Regions from separate parts of the Homo sapiens genome. Here region 1 is linked to region 2. Evidence: chromatin contacts called from ENCODE Hi-C data. All regions are on one chromosome and are shown on one strand. Each heading gives the region's core, a stretch centred on a gene start or an enhancer-like site at or near the end of the contact. The rest is flanking DNA. Distances are from core to core; before and after follow the strand shown. Region 1 overlaps ST7 (suppression of tumorigenicity 7). Region 2 has its middle 45 kb from the start of TES.

Region 1 (2,879 bases), core at 152-2,651, 970 kb after region 2:
TTAGTGTGTATTTTACATTACTTGAGTTTCAGATAATTCAACTGAAATTTTTTGTTATAAAATTTATTCAAAGTAAATAGGTGAAAAAATGTTTTTGAAAGGGAACCTCTACACACTCTAAAATAATTTATAAAATACAAATTTATAAAATAAATAAGGAGATTGTTACTCCTTTGTAAAATGGTACTCTTTGCTATGGTAGAAACATCATGGTACAGTAAATATTCCCATTGAGCTTCCCACCATATGTTCAGAAACTGCTCTGATGTATAAAAGCTAGGTTTGCAGGTAAATTTGGGATATAAGTACACATGTTAAGCAAAAGCTTAAGCATTTTTTACTGACCCACGCATAATTCTTGAAATGGTTTCAGAATGTTCTAACACCAAGAGTCTGTGTTAAGTGCTTCGGAAAATGACCAATTATGTTGTATCTAAGTGAATGAAAAGGTTGGTAGCAATGTCATCTCAAAATGCATAAAATATATTCTCCAAGAACAAATGACATTAATGTGCAAAAGACACGCAAAATCTCTGTTAGAGTGCCTTTTCTTGATTTCCTTAGCCTGTAGTTTTGTGAGCACAAAAAAGGTTTGCTATCAGCAGTTGAAATACTGTGGAATAGCACATTAATACACTAATATGACTTTGGAGATTTTGGCCAACCCTCTTAGCAATGAAATATGTTCTTGTAATTTAAGCTGACACTCCTAATTTAGCTCTTGTCCTCTACTGAGTCTACCTAATTATATGTATGGATTGACTTGGTGTTTTCTCTTTTTCTTAAATAGTAATGCAGAAAGCCTGGAGAGAGAGAAACCCCCAAGCTAGGATTTCTGCAGCTCATGAAGCCTTGGAGATAAATGAGTAAGTGGGGGAAAATCTTGCTGTTAAAAAGGAAATCTCATCCTTTGCTGAATATATTCAGTTGCCATTGATAGGATACTTAAATTAAACTGCATTTGAACTGGAGGATTATTTGGGGAGTTATTACTCTATTTAAAAAAGTTTTTTTTTTAAATGAAGGACAGCCACCATGTGGAGGTGGTTTTAGTCATTTTATGAATTCAATGGCTTTGCTGTGATCCTAAATTAATTTCTTGAAGGGCTATCCCTAGGATATTGTGAGGATATAAAATAAATACAATTCTTTACATATCTAAAACATTCTGACAGGGAAAATTTTCCAGATGTAGAATGCTCATCTGCACTAGAACATTTTCTAGTAGAACTTCTGCTAGTGGGGAAAACATGATAACAACATAAGGTTTAAAAAAAAAATTTTAGAAAATACTTCAAGATTAAGACAAAGATAAGAGGAAATGCTGTCTTGAGTGTTGTTAAACATTCTGTGGGTTACCAAGGAAGGCTGGGAAATCTCTTCTGGAGATCTCAGAAAATGAGAAAGATTCTTAAAGTTGGAGTCATAAAAACTCAGGGTTGGCAGAGACCTTAAAGGTCACTTAGCTGAACCACCCATCTGGTGCTTGAATCACCTCAACACTATCCTTGCCAAGTGGTCATTGTTAAACTATTTTATGATTTTTCTGAAGAAGGTTACAGAATCTTCTTCAGAGATCTTAGGGAAAAAAAAAAAAGATTGTCGTGAGAGTTGAAAATCCTGCCATTGTAACCAGTTGATCTACGGTTTCTGATTCTGTCATGCAACATATTTATTTTCCAGTTTCTTGTCATCTACAAATTCGATATGCCTGCCTTCTGTGTGTCATCCATATTTCTGAGAAAAATATGAAGGCCAGGAATAGAGCCCTGTGACATGACATAGAAACTACCCTCCAGGTTCATGTCTTCATGAATCACCATCTTTTGTATTGTTCACTCAATTACTAAGCCACCCAGTTACACTGTGACTCAGCTCATATTTCTCCATTTGGATCTTAAGAATGCCAATCGTAGCTGCGGATCTTAAATTTATAGTAAATCTATTACAGTAAATTAAGCTAGCACAATCTGATTTATTTATTCTTAGTGAATATAAGCTGGCTTCTAGTCGTCACTACTTTCTTTTTAAAGTGCTTGGAGACCATTCCTTTAATAATCCATTAGAATATCTTTCCAAATCACTGTGTTCTGTAGTTTGGGAAGTCTGCCTTCTTCCCCTTTTTGAAAATTTATGCTACATTTATCATCTCATCTTCTAGCACCTCTCCATTCTTTGTGATTCCTCAACTATCCACAGAGAGCAATTCCATGGCCTGCCTACAAGGTCTTTCGGTTTCCTGGGATTTGCCCATCCAGTCCAGTAATTCATTTAGAATGGATCAATTATTTGCTATCTTACATCTTTTTACCCATTTTAGAGTTTAATTTCTTCTCCCTTTTTCAGTCTGACAGTCATTCTCCTTGATAGAGAAGCCAGGAACAAAATAGGAGGGAGAGAGTTTTGCTTTTTCTTTATTATCTACTGCTTTTAACAATAAACCTTCCTTGTTTTGATGTTATTATGTTGTTTGTCTTTTTTTTTTACTTATTTGCCTTTGTGACATGGGGACGGTGATAGGGCCTTAAATATAATTTTAAAATAGGGAATAAATGGTTGTCTTTAGTATTTTATTTTGTTTTATTATTATTATTATTATTGTTATTTTTGCAAGCTTCAGCTAATTTGGAATTGTAGCTCTCCTGACATTATTCTTATAAGCTCATTCCACTCTCTTATAGACCATCATTACATGCCCTCTTTCCATCTTTTAAAATATGTCCTTTAAAAATCTGACCTGGGAGAAATCTCTGTGAAGCCGTGTTGGTTACTTAAGTGCCACCCCTCTTTTCTTCCTGAGAGGATCATTTGTGATTGCAGTTACAGTTGAACATTTGGAAGCTGCTCAACCCTCTTAAACCATTTTTCCTTCTGAATCT
Region 2 (2,700 bases), core at 160-2,659:
TTTTTGTAAGCATTTACATCCTTTGTACATACACAAAATTTTGCTGGAAATAATTTTATTCCTCCTCCTATTACTTTTAAAATTATCAGTGGTCCAGAGTTCAAAGATTAAGAATTATAAAATAGACCATGGAAAATTTAGCAATAATTGAGCTCTCCATGTCTGGTACTTATGTAGAAGCATGTTTTAATAAACATCTGCAGAACATATGCTCAGTGGAAAACCCCTTTGACTGAGCAAGATTGAGAAATGTTTCACCCAGAATCATCACTCCCATTTCCAAATGAATGCATATAATTCCCCAGCAAGAGATTTTTAAGGCTTGATTCTTTTATGTTAAAGTAAATATGCAGGAAAATATTAAATAATTATGAATGTCTATGCAATATGATAATATTAGTAATGCTGCACCACAATTGCTGGGGGTGATAATAGGCATTTTACAAACATCACTTCTAATTCTGACAGCAATTCTGGGCAGATATTATAATAACCATTTTAAAACAGAAAATAAAGGCTTGAACAATTTAACAACCTTGCCCATAATTACACAGCTTGTAAGTGACCGACCTGGAAGGTCAGTGGAGATCTTTCAGTATTTAAAATTTGCATGGGACATGTTAAAGTAGCATTGTGTGTTGGCACTGCTGTTGAATCATAAATGTGCTCCATGGACTGTTTAAGTTAGACGGTGACCTTCTAGAAGGTGCCAGCCTTGAAATAACCACTACCTTCATTGTAAGTTCCCTTTCCATGAGTTTTCTTTTATTTTTACACCTTTGTTATTTTCTTTTTCTATTTTATTTAAGTATCAACAGGGAAAACAATCTAAGAAATGTTTACTATGTAATGAGCAATTTCACTTTTTAAGATATTAATATCAAACGAAGACCTTGGCTGATAGATTATAAGGAATAGAACGCACACTGTGAACTTAGAAATGACCCATATCCAACTTCAGTATGGTTATTTGTGACTTGTTAATTCAGTGAACCTTTTTGAGAAAAGAATGCCATTAGCCAAAATGCCATCATTAGGTTATTCATGCTAACCTCTTAATTCTATCAGTACAATTAATTATCTTACTTTTTCTGTTTTCAGTGAAATTACTATATAGAAGGTTAGTACAAGCAAGGCAATAGGGGAATTCATCTAACATAGAGAATAGAACAAATAAAGCAAACAATCTAAAAACAAAACTTTCTTCAGGAAATAGATCTATTTTCATAAAGTAAAATCTACAGTGGAGTTTACTCTTATATTTTAAAAACTATTAGGACATCAGCAATTGGTATTCTTCACTTCTCTATTCTTGTTAATGTAGTTCCTCTTTATTCTACTTGCATAATAAAAAAGTAATAACAGTCTTAGTTCTTGTTAGAAAGTCCCTAGGTGGTGGTGGCGCAGATTGGAATTAAACTGCTGACTCACTCTCATATGACTGCACTGTAAAGTCCTAGAATTCGGGGGTCTAGAAAGAAAATTTTGTATCAAATACACTACACAGTCACAAGAAAGTAGCAAATTTAGATTTGAATGTGCTGTGGTTAGATGGAATTTCCATAGGCTACAAAATACACCTGAACTTCCGATTTTAAAATCTAAGGCTCCATTGTAACATTTCAGGATTAATGACTGAACAACTTGTTACAGGCCACTTGAGGGGAAGACTGGAGGGAAAGGTGCCAATATTCCACACTGTCTTAAAAAGTTAAGGAATACTACTGGGTAAGTGGGAATGCACCAAGCTCAGTAGCATTACTACGCATTTGCCTAACTGCAGTAAGAGGAAACAGTGGGTGAAGGAAGTCCAGGCTCTATGAAGGCATGGCATAAATCCATTTCACTAAGCTGTTGGCCATCGCTGATGCTATCCTTGTGAACAAGATGATCAAATTTCAGATGATTCAGGCTTGAAGATTGATGTTGCTTTGAGGAACAGGCATTGGTTAAATACCAATGGACTCCAACAAGTCAACCTTGTAATCAGCTCTCAGGAGGAAAATATAAAACCTGCTGTTCTGATTCTTGCCCATTTGCCCTACCCCACTGCTCCTACCCACCATGCCATTCTCTACCCTGCTTCGCCCTGCTCTGTGCCCAGGAACAAAGGCTGATTTACTATGGAGCTAATGAAGCTTCAGCTCAGGACTCCATAGATGTTACCTCTTCCAAACTTTGTGCCTAATGTAATTTGGAACTATTTTTCTTATAGATGGCCTGCTCCTCACTGTATAAGCCTCATCTCTACCTAATTTGGAGTCAGCCCTGTCCAGGAGGCTGAATCCTATAGACTATCAACTGATACGATAAGCAAAAACAATGGCCCCTCTAAAGACATTCACATCCTAATCCCTGGAACTTGTGAACATGTTACCTTATGTGGCAGAAGAAGTCGGTGATGCTATGTGAAGACTCAATCTTCCATTGCTGGCTTTGAAAATGGAGGAGCTGGCCACGAGCTAAGGAATATGGAGGGAATTTTGAAACTGGAAAACGCAAGGAAATGGATTCTCCTCTAGAGCCCCCAGAAAGGAATACAGCCCTGCCGACACTTTTATTTGAGCCCAGTGAGACCTTTGTAGGACTTCTGACCTACAGAACTGTTAGATAAAAAATTTATATTATTTAAGCCACCAAGCTTGTGGTCATTTGTTACAGCAGTAATAGGGAACTGCAGCTGGCTTCTGGTTGAATTTG

What was found. A loop is a pair of places that touch in the nucleus more often than their neighbours do. Pooled maps may share reads with other maps.
Region 1: a loop to region 2 is called in a map with no recorded cell type, with 5 times the contacts of the local background. The contact joins two enhancer-like sites. A Hi-C loop is called at or near these places in 17 of 168 maps with a recorded cell type or tissue (B cell, CD4-positive, alpha-beta T cell, CD4-positive, alpha-beta memory T cell and 12 more), 2 of 37 single-sample maps with no recorded cell type and 24 of 50 pooled maps.

Annotation. Positions count from the first base shown.
Region 1 is chr7:117,131,095-117,133,973 of GRCh38, forward strand. ST7 (suppression of tumorigenicity 7) reads left to right here. Exons shown (of 16, transcript NM_001369598.1): 6 at 791-866. The region is part of intron 2 of ST7-AS2 (ST7 antisense RNA 2); the gene reads right to left. Among named protein-coding and RNA genes, the nearest start is that of ST7-AS2, 13 kb to the right of the region's middle. Within about 2 kb of position 1,402, at least 5 of the 41 ENCODE cell types and tissues checked have a DNase peak (open chromatin) inside an H3K27ac peak, as active enhancers do.
Region 2 is chr7:116,164,527-116,167,226 of GRCh38, forward strand. No RefSeq gene overlaps it. Among named protein-coding and RNA genes, the nearest start is that of TES, 45 kb to the right of the region's middle. RefSeq lists an enhancer at 2,616-2,700. Within about 2 kb of position 1,410, at least 2 of the 41 ENCODE cell types and tissues checked have a DNase peak (open chromatin) inside an H3K27ac peak, as active enhancers do.